Linked DNA regions of Homo sapiens: regions 2 and 3 are each linked to region 1. The links are chromatin contacts, found by Hi-C in ENCODE. All regions are on one chromosome and are shown on one strand. Each heading gives the region's core, a stretch centred on a gene start or an enhancer-like site at or near the end of the contact. The rest is flanking DNA. Distances are from core to core; before and after follow the strand shown. Region 1 holds the start of BDP1 (BDP1 general transcription factor IIIB subunit). Region 2 holds the start of NLN (neurolysin). Region 3 holds the start of ADAMTS6 (ADAM metallopeptidase with thrombospondin type 1 motif 6).

Region 1 (2,932 bases), core at 275-2,774:
GGCACTATCATAGCTCACTGCAGCCTGGACCTCCTGCCTCAGCCTTCCAGGTAGCTGGAGCTAGAGGTGGGAGCCATCACAGCCACCGCATGTAGGTAATTTGTTTTAGGGGTCTCAATATTTTGAGCAGGTTGGTCTGGAAGTCTTGGGCTCAAGAGATCCTCCCACTTCAGTCTCCACAGTAGCTGGGATTATAGGCGTGCCTCGCCATACCCGGCATTCAACCCTTAAATTTATTTCATGACATTTGATATACTTTATTTTATTGCAATTAATTAATTAATTCATTTATTTTAAGACAGAGTCTCACTCATTCTGTTGCCTAGGCTAGAGTGCAGTGGTGCCATCTTGGCTCCCGGCAGCCTCCACCTCCAGGGTTCAAGCCATTCTCCTGTCTCAGCCTCCCATAGCTGGGATTACAGGCTTGCACCACCAGGCCTGGCTCATTTTTGTATTTTTAGTAGAGATGGAGTTTAACCATGTTGGCCAGGCTGGTCTCGAACTCCTGACCTCAAGCAATCTGCCTTGCCTTAGCCTCCTAAAATGCTGGGATTACAGGCATGAGGCACCCACGCCGGGCCTGATACATTTTAAAAATATCTTGTTCATTTCTTTTTTGTATTTTCTCCTCCCAAATCCAGAACGTCTTGTTTACTGCTACCTCCTGAAGCAGATTAAGAACACTCACAATAATTTACAAGGTTTCAACTATAATAATTTTTAAACAGGCTGGAGTGTAGTGGTACGATCTCGGGTGATACATTCATATTAAAAAGTACACAAGGAGGTTGGGCGTGGTGGCTCACGTCTGTAATCCCAGCACTTTGGGAGGCCAAATGGGTGGCTCGCTTGAGCCTAGGAGTTCAAGATCAGCCTAAGCAACATGATGAACCCCGTCTCTACTAAATATACGAGAAAAAAAAAATTAGCCGGGTGTCGTGGCGCGTGCCTGTGGTCCCAGCAACTTGGGAGGCTGTGACGGGAGGATCGCCTGAGCCCGAGAGGTGGAGGCTGCAGTGAGCCAAGATCGCGCAACTGCACACTCCAGCCTAGGCGACAGAGCAAGACCCTGTCTCAAAGGACAAAAACAAAAAAGTACACAAAGGCGTACGGTAAATGGTCTTCCTACCACGACGTGTTTTCCAGAAACACATTCCTCTCCTGGGAGGTAACTATTATCAGTTTCTTCACACCAGCATTTTTAATCTATGTCTACTCAATTTAGAATTTCTAAACCCTTCAGGATCTTCAAAAGACAAAATCGGCCAGCGATTTTAATAGTTCCAGTAAAGGTTTGAGCAGAGAAGTGGACTTTCTTCTGTTCCTCTTTTCAACTACTCCTAAGGACTCCTGGAGAAGAAAGAGCAAATATCTCTGCATCTCAATTTCTGGTCCGCAGGTAACCCAGTCTCAGTAGCTTGGTAGTTACCATGGCTCCCAGTGCTGTGCGTCTGACGTCATTCTGCGGCGCTGGCTGATGGCGCAATCAGTTGCGGCGTCCTGTGAGCGCGGGGATGCTGGGAGGAGGGTGAAATTTAGCCATCGGTGTGTGGCAGGGTCATGAAAAAGCGGCGGCGGCGGGAGAGAGGAGGAGGCGGCGGCGGGGCAGTGAAACTACGGTAGCTGCCCCCTGAGCTGGTGGTGTGGCTTTGTGGGGAGGGCGTAGTTCCTAATCCCCTTTCCGGGCAGCCGCCGGGGCTCGGGGCTGTGAGCGGCCGTGAGGCTGCCTCCCCGGGCCCCCTGCCTCCGCCATGTTCCGCAGGGCACGCCTTAGCGTGAAGCCGAATGTCAGGCCTGGTGTAGGCGCCAGGGGCTCCACAGCTTCCAATCCCCAGCGTGGACGGGAGTCTCCCAGGCCGCCGGATCCTGCCACGGACTCTGCTTCCAAGCCCGCGGAGCCCACAGATGTGCCCACAGTCGATTTCGGTGGAGCGGAGCCCCAAGAAAAGGCTCCTAGGAGCAGGTAAGAGGTTGCAGAGGGAAGAATTTTCATTTGTCCCGCCTCTCCGGGCATGTCACCTGGAAGCTGAGCAAATGAATTTTATCACAGGAGTCCGCTCTCGTTTGCAGTAAGCCTTTCAGTTGAGGCTTGATGAAACCACTCCAAACTGCAGTTTAGTTGTCTGACCTGCAGGGTGTGGCTTGTGTGGATTTTGTCACGGTCTATAGATTCTCCGAGAGGAGACCATGTCTTCAAGTGGTGGTAGGGAGAATCGGGGTATGGCAGTCCTGAAGTGAAGAATATCCACACTATTCATTTGAGAATTTAGGTCACTATAGTTTTCATCCTTCTGGAGTGCTTTGCAGGGAAGTGTTTTTGTCTTTCAATTTATAAAATATTTATTTTTTAAAGGAGAAGATAAGTATTGCTTTGGCTTTACCGATTTATGTCAGTGAGTAAGAGTTCTGGTCACTTAATTGAAGTGTGCCTCTTTAACTATGGTGACCGTGTTTCCTGAATAGAGAAGCATGGCTTTAGCGTCATGTATCATATTTGGATTCAGGACTCTTTTAGTCTACAGGTAAACTTTTCTCAGGCAGAATTTGCTCATCTGCAAAATGGGAATAATATTGCCTACTTGGAGCGTTTTGGTGCAGATTGGAGATAATTCATATTAACTACCTTGCAGGGGATATAGCAGAATAGTTGCCCGCAAAAAGTTACTAGTTTTTTAGAAAGGTGATGGAGTAAATTTAAGACATGTTAGGCTAAGATGGTCTCTGTTTCTATATATATGAGGAAATCAGTAAACAGCCTTGTTAAGTGAAGTGAGATAGTACAAATTCTGTTTATGCTGTGATAGGAAGGTGAAACATTTATTTATTTTTGGAACATCTTCCTCTATTGGCCTGAACTGGTGCTGAGTGTATGGTGTTACGTTGATAGTTCAGTGATGGTTAGTAATTTCCAAGTTTATTACATGAATCTGTT
Region 2 (3,052 bases), core at 470-2,969, 5.7 Mb before region 1:
ATTTGTTCAATAAATGAACAATAGTCCTCTTAATTTGTTGTTAAAACAAACAAAACAAGCTTCAGAAAATGGAAATACGATAACCTTATAGTCAGGCCTCTCCTCTTGAAAGATCAAAAAAAATTCTGATTATGTTACAATAGATCATCAAGTTGGGCTTACAGCTATTTTAGTCTTCGTTTATAATTATAATATAAATGAACACAAAGAGCAGATGCATACCTTCCAAACTTTCTTGTTCATCCGAGGTGTAAGTGTCCATCTGACTTTGTTCCCGTAAGAAACGAATAACTGCATAAACCAGGTGCTTGATAGATGACATTTTAGAAGCTTAAACACTTTTCCTTGATAAGAAAAATGAAAACACTGAACTAAGTTATTTTAAAGAATCAGTCAGGAAAGTCATAAATTACAAAGATGATATGGGTTATAAAGTGTATTAAAGGTAAAAACAAAACACAAAACTGTATGACCTTTCATCTTTTCTCTTTGTAAAGAGTCAGGAGAGCACAAAGTATTGTGAAGGTAATTTATTACATATTTTCATTAATACCCAGTGGTATACGAGTATGTTAAATCTTGGAATAAGTAAAAATGTCTTCAAAACATGTACAGCATAAGCTTAGACTGTCACTGCATATCTCACCATACAGAAATCCCCTAAAGGCCTCAGTACTAAGTTAAGAGGCATTTCATACTGCTGACTAAAAGCTGATGTATACCAAGCATCTTCCTCTTTTTCATGGGATCTAAAAAAAGTATTAATAATGTACACTCTACCCACTTTTGTAGGTTGAGAGTTATTTGATGAGGAAACACATTCGCGAAAGGTTATTCAAGTGGTGAGTGTCGTTCTTAATAAAAATGGCATTTCTATTTAATCAGCAGACATGTCAGGAAATCGCTGCCCAAGTCGATGGATACTACAAGCCGACCGGCGCTCCCTGCAGAGGCTGTGCTCTCGTGGACAAGCTGGAAGCTCCCGGTCATGTTCATTCACATGGAATACTATCGCATCCAAACAGTGGCGCAGGGCCAGGCGGCATTCATGGCTGATTTCCACCAAATCGCATCATCCATCTGCTCCCCAGGTTCCCTAATTCAAAGCCAGGGTGTGGTACCCGCCGCTATAATGTTTATTATTTGTGTAGTTATTTTAAAGGCGATGTCAGCCTCTAGGCCACGGGGTCATAAGCACTAAATAAGGCCCCAGGGCAGAAGGTAAAAACAGAATGGGGGGAAAAGGGGTGAGAAGAGGGAAATAGGCTTCTCCCCCTTCCTCTCCCCAGAGCGCATCGAGCTCCCCCTCCCTTCCGTCCTCCCTCAGGTACCCGGCCTCGCCTCGGCCCTGCCCGGTGTGCAGCGGGTGCCGGTGCGGGCCCCGGTCCGGAGCGGCGGGAGGCGCACCCTTGCCAGACAGAAGCCCCTTACCAAGCAGGAGGACGCGAGACGACTGCTGCTGGCCCGCGGGGTTCCGTAGGCAGGCCCGCCCGACCCCTGGTCCTCGGGGCTGGAGCCCGGCTCGGGATCGCAGCACTGGTCGCGGCGGCGCAAACTTCCCCGGCCCCTAGGCCGTAGACCCCAGAACCCACCAGGCTGTGCTCTCTCTCAGGCGGCAGGGTCTGGCCAGCACCGCCCCTGGGGCGGGGCCGGACGCGAGGGCTGGGGCGGGGCCAGACACGCGAGCTGGGGCGGGGCACGGCGCGGGGCGGGGCTGGTAGGCGCCGGCGTGGAGCTGCCGCACGTGGGAGGGCGCTGGCCAGGCAGCCACTGTGGCCTCTGCGGCTAGGCCGGCTCGAGACTCCCGGGCGCCCAGGCGCTGCCGCCCGCCTCGCCGCCCCACGCCGAAGGACCACGCGCCCGCCGCCGCCAGCCTCTCAGCGCTCCCATGATCGCCCGGTGCCTTTTGGCTGTGCGAAGCCTCCGCAGGTACCTCCAGCGCGCGGGTTAACCTTGGCCGTGGGCAGGGCGGGGTCTTTCGCCGTGTGGTGCCTGGAGCCCGGACCCACCCCTTCCCGACCGCGCCTCTCCGACGCTCCCGGGACGCACCCTCCCCGCGGCTTGCAAGGTGGACCCCTGGGGGACACCTGGCGCGGCCACCTGGGGCCACCTTTCCCGCCTCCGCTCCCTCGGGAGGACGTCCATTCCTCTTTGTTTGGGACTGCCTCAGCCGCAGTCAGCGAGGCTGGTCACAGACGCGGCCCAAAATGAATGCAAATAGTTTGGATAAGAAAATCATTTCACGTTCAATCCCAATGCAGAACTACAGACCTGTCATTAAAAGTGCCGCAGCTGTGGACTCAGAACAATTGTGTTTGCTCCTCGCGCCCATTATTAGCATTCCAATCGTTTAACATCCACCCGAGATGAAACCTCTTTGGTGGTGTTGCTTGTTTCCGTCCATGCTCTCTGACTTCCTTTTTTATTTTCCTCCTCCCCATAAAACAAACATTCTGCCTCTTGCCGGTGCAAATTGACTTGGCCCAAAATGGAGAAAATGATCGCTTGGACACGGCTTTGGGCAGCCTGAGCTGCTGTTTTGGATTGCTTCCTAGCCCTCTAACCACACCCCACTGCAACAGACCAGTAGCAAGATGGTGAGGGAATTAAATTCTTTGCACGGATGCGCTGGTTTTCGGAAACAATGCCGCCACCATCCCCGTTTCCAAATCTGCCCAGAACTGTAAATCCAAATGAAGATTCAACAGAATAAAGAAAATGTGTGCTTCTTGCTAGCTATCAACAAAACTACTTTGTAACATGTCAGCATTTAAGCTTTCTACAGTTCCCTTTTGCACATTGCCACTCGTCTGTGTGGATGGAGCTTTGTGTTGCTCAGTCCGTAGAGTTAGGGAGCAGGCAGGCGACAGTGGTTAATTACAAAGAGTTAATGTGGTGATTGGTGACCATATTTCAGCCTGTCGTTTTTTGCTAGTCTCCAGGCTGCAATCGATATAGCTGTCAAATGAAGTTATACCAAGAAATGAAGACTTCACATAATGCAGGGGTGAGAGGAGGGAATAAATCTTCATATAAGAGCAATTCTCGGCCG
Region 3 (2,902 bases), core at 119-2,618, 6.0 Mb before region 1:
CTCAATCTCTCGCTCACTTTTCCTCTAGTACAGGGAAAGAAAGCATCAAAGACAGGAATTGTAGCACATATTATCAGAAAGAGGCTTCCCAATACCCCATTCCTGCACTCTCACTCTCCCTCCTCAATCCCTGAACTTTGGTCCCATACACCATATATACAGACCTACCCCGATAAACAAGGCTCCGGAGGGTTATGAGTCTAGCACGTCCCAAGTGGCCAAAAGTAAATCAAAAACACACGTTTCCATCTCTTTGATTAGCCTATTAAGAGCTTAACATGTCCTAGAGCATCGGGGCTACAGCTAGCACATTAATGCTACCCTCTGAGCCCAGGCATAAAATATGCACTTGTCTGAAGACTTAACGACACTGACATGAAACTACAAAATGCATAAGACTTTTCTGTAAGAAAACTGGAAATCAATTTAAAACACACACATCATTATTACCTTCCGGATTACTATTTGGTGATCAGTTAAAAGATTACAATAATCATAATCAAGTCCACTTCACAAAACATGTATTGTATATTCATAAAATAAACGTATTTTTTTTGCATCATAAAATAACTGCAAGTCCCAGAATTCTACAACCCCCGACAAGTCTGGAGTTAAAAAGATATCTATTTGTAAAATGAGTTCAGTCAAGCTCACTCATTGCCATTAAAAAAAAAAAAAAAAACACACACACAGAAAAAAAGTTTTCTAAGCGTTATTCGGAAGACAAGCAAAGCACAAGTTGTTGGTTTAAAAAAAAAAAGCTCCATTGAATATTGTTAAGTCTTCCTTACCGTTTTCATCTTCAAATTCTGATAAAAAGTAAGTTTCAGACAATAGAGATTGCACTGGACGACTCACGTACTCCCTCTCCTCTCTAACTTTTTTTAATTTTTTTTATTTTTTTATTTTTTGCCCCCCTTTGCAAAGCCACACCAGCCAGTTATTCTGCAGCCAGAATAAAACCCTATGGTCTGGCTAACCCGGGCTTTAGAGAACTGACTTTCCGATTTGGCAGAATAAGAGATGCCTTCAATACATCTAGGCTATCACTCTGAGATGCTGCCTTTGCAAACCCCCTTTCTCTCCCTCCCCACCCCCCAAAAAAGGAAAGGAAAAGAAAGAAAAGACGGGAAAAAAGACTTATTGGGGGTGGAAGTGGTGCCCTCTCTTCCTGGAAAGCTTAGTGCCTTTGCTATGCAAATAACATGTGCAGAGCATCAAAAGGTATCAGGAGAAAAGAAGACAAGAGGAGCAGGAAGGGCAGCAAAGTTTTGTTGAAGTAGCCCTAGATCTCACTACCGGCCCCCAGCCAACTTGAATTGCAGCAGGAGAAAATTTTGGCAGCTTTTCCTCGGAGGCAGAGCACACTGACGTCAGTCTGCAGATGTGCCTGGGCTGCGTCGGGTGCGCATGTGTCCTGGGTCGTCACGTGGAGGGGGAGGGGAGGTAGAGGTACAATCGGGGTAACCAACTACCAGCCATTCAGAAGGGCTTAGACAATGTCAACTTTTCCACACTGTGAATGAGAGAAATTCTGGCCTCTCTAACCTCTCTGTCCTATCTCATTCCGCCTCTTTTCCTCCTCCTCCTCTAAACTCTCTTAGAAATTCTAGCCTGGTTTGCTATTAGTTGTTTCTTGGAAAAATGAAGGGGGAGGGAGAAGGATGAATGACTTTAGATGGACTAATGTCACTGTTAAGATCTCTGGTGTCATTCTCCGTGTAATTTTATTTTTAAAATCCACACAATCAAAATGTTAAAACTTGCACGCAAACAGTGCCTCTGAGGAAACTTAAAGCTTAGATTCGTGCAGCAGGCACAAGACTCAGTAGCTACAAGTGTACAAAATGCCTGTGTTTTATACATACTTCAGCAAGTAAGGTTAGCACCAAAAGGGAAAGTAAACTAAAGTAAACTAATACCAGCACATTTTCCATTTGATTATCGACTTCAGGTTATGTGGAGCTTTAAAAGAAGAAGAAGAAGAAAAAAAAAAAGTAGGGGAGGAGGGAGCGGGGGAAGGAAGAGAGAAGCTTGCATTATTTCCAGATGAGGGTGAGACTGGATGGTGTTTTAAAGTGCAACCGGGAAAAGCCACAAGTGGAGTGTATTTTTTTAAGTCAGTCCATTGAATGAAACTTCAATGACTGCCCAAATGAAAATAAATCCGAAGTAGGACCCCACCACCAAAAAAAAAAAGGAAGGGAAAAAAACAGGAACCCTGCTGCGATCTCAAGATAAACAAACAAAACCTCAAAACTGGTTCTTCAACCTTCCCAATCCCACCCTCCCTCCCCCCTACACACAAGCTGCCAGTCCAGACTTTAAGGATAAAATACCGCTACAATGTAGCACTTTCACTTTCATTTGCTGAGAATGAAAGCCGCTGGGGAGAAAATGCCCAGTGTTTTCCATGTCCTAAGCAAGCAAACAAAGTCTGGCACATACATCGGAAACAGGAAAAAATGTGAAAATAGCTCAGGACAAATGTTGCCTTTCAACGGTGTAATCTGCTGCATCATTTATCTGTCTCTACCATTGAGTGTAGAATAGGGAGCTGTTTAAGAGTTTCCGAGGTTGGGGGCAGGGGAAAATTGACGCCTTGAAATTCCAGCCCTTAGTTAATGCCAAGTCAATTTCCGATGGTGAGAACCAGAAAGGAGAACTGGACCGGAGGGAAGGGGGTAGGAAGGATGATCTTTCTGAATACCAGCTCTTAAATATCAAGCTTCTGCTAACATTATTGCCCATTTGATTTTTTTTTTTCTTCCTACGCCGGAGGTAGTAGGTGTAATTCTTCTGGTGAATCTATGAATAGTTGGCTAAAAGGAGGCATGAATCAGACTGAGAACGTCCAAGAATACAGTTATTTCAATTCTTCTTCAAGGGTTGAAAGTGGAAA

What was found. A loop is a pair of places that touch in the nucleus more often than their neighbours do. Pooled maps may share reads with other maps.
Region 2: a pooled map shows a loop between it and region 1 (16-fold over the local background). The contact joins the promoter of NLN here to the promoter of BDP1 in region 1. A Hi-C loop is called at or near these places in 7 of 50 pooled maps.
Region 3: a loop to region 1 is called in a pooled map, with 14 times the contacts of the local background. The contact joins the promoter of ADAMTS6 here to the promoter of BDP1 in region 1. A Hi-C loop is called at or near these places in 4 of 50 pooled maps.

What each region holds. Positions count from the first base shown.
Region 1 is chr5:71,454,127-71,457,058 of GRCh38, forward strand. It overlaps BDP1 (BDP1 general transcription factor IIIB subunit), which reads left to right and starts at 1,525. Exons shown (of 39, transcript NM_018429.3): 1 at 1,525-1,963. The coding sequence starts at 1,752. RefSeq lists enhancers at 460-1,386, 1,387-2,312.
Region 2 is chr5:65,720,486-65,723,537 of GRCh38, forward strand. NLN (neurolysin) reads left to right here and starts at 1,720. Exons shown (of 13, transcript NM_020726.5): 1 at 1,720-1,929. The coding sequence starts at 1,889. SGTB (small glutamine rich tetratricopeptide repeat co-chaperone beta) reads right to left here and starts at 1,624. Exons shown (of 11, transcript NM_019072.3): 1 at 1,432-1,624; 2 at 223-344. The coding sequence starts at 322. RefSeq lists silencers at 1,195-1,244, 1,305-1,354, 1,425-2,034 and enhancers at 2,311-3,052, 2,905-2,984.
Region 3 is chr5:65,480,552-65,483,453 of GRCh38, forward strand. ADAMTS6 (ADAM metallopeptidase with thrombospondin type 1 motif 6) reads right to left here and starts at 1,369. Exons shown (of 25, transcript NM_197941.4): 1 at 792-1,369. RefSeq lists enhancers at 1,122-1,481, 1,249-1,748, 1,522-1,571.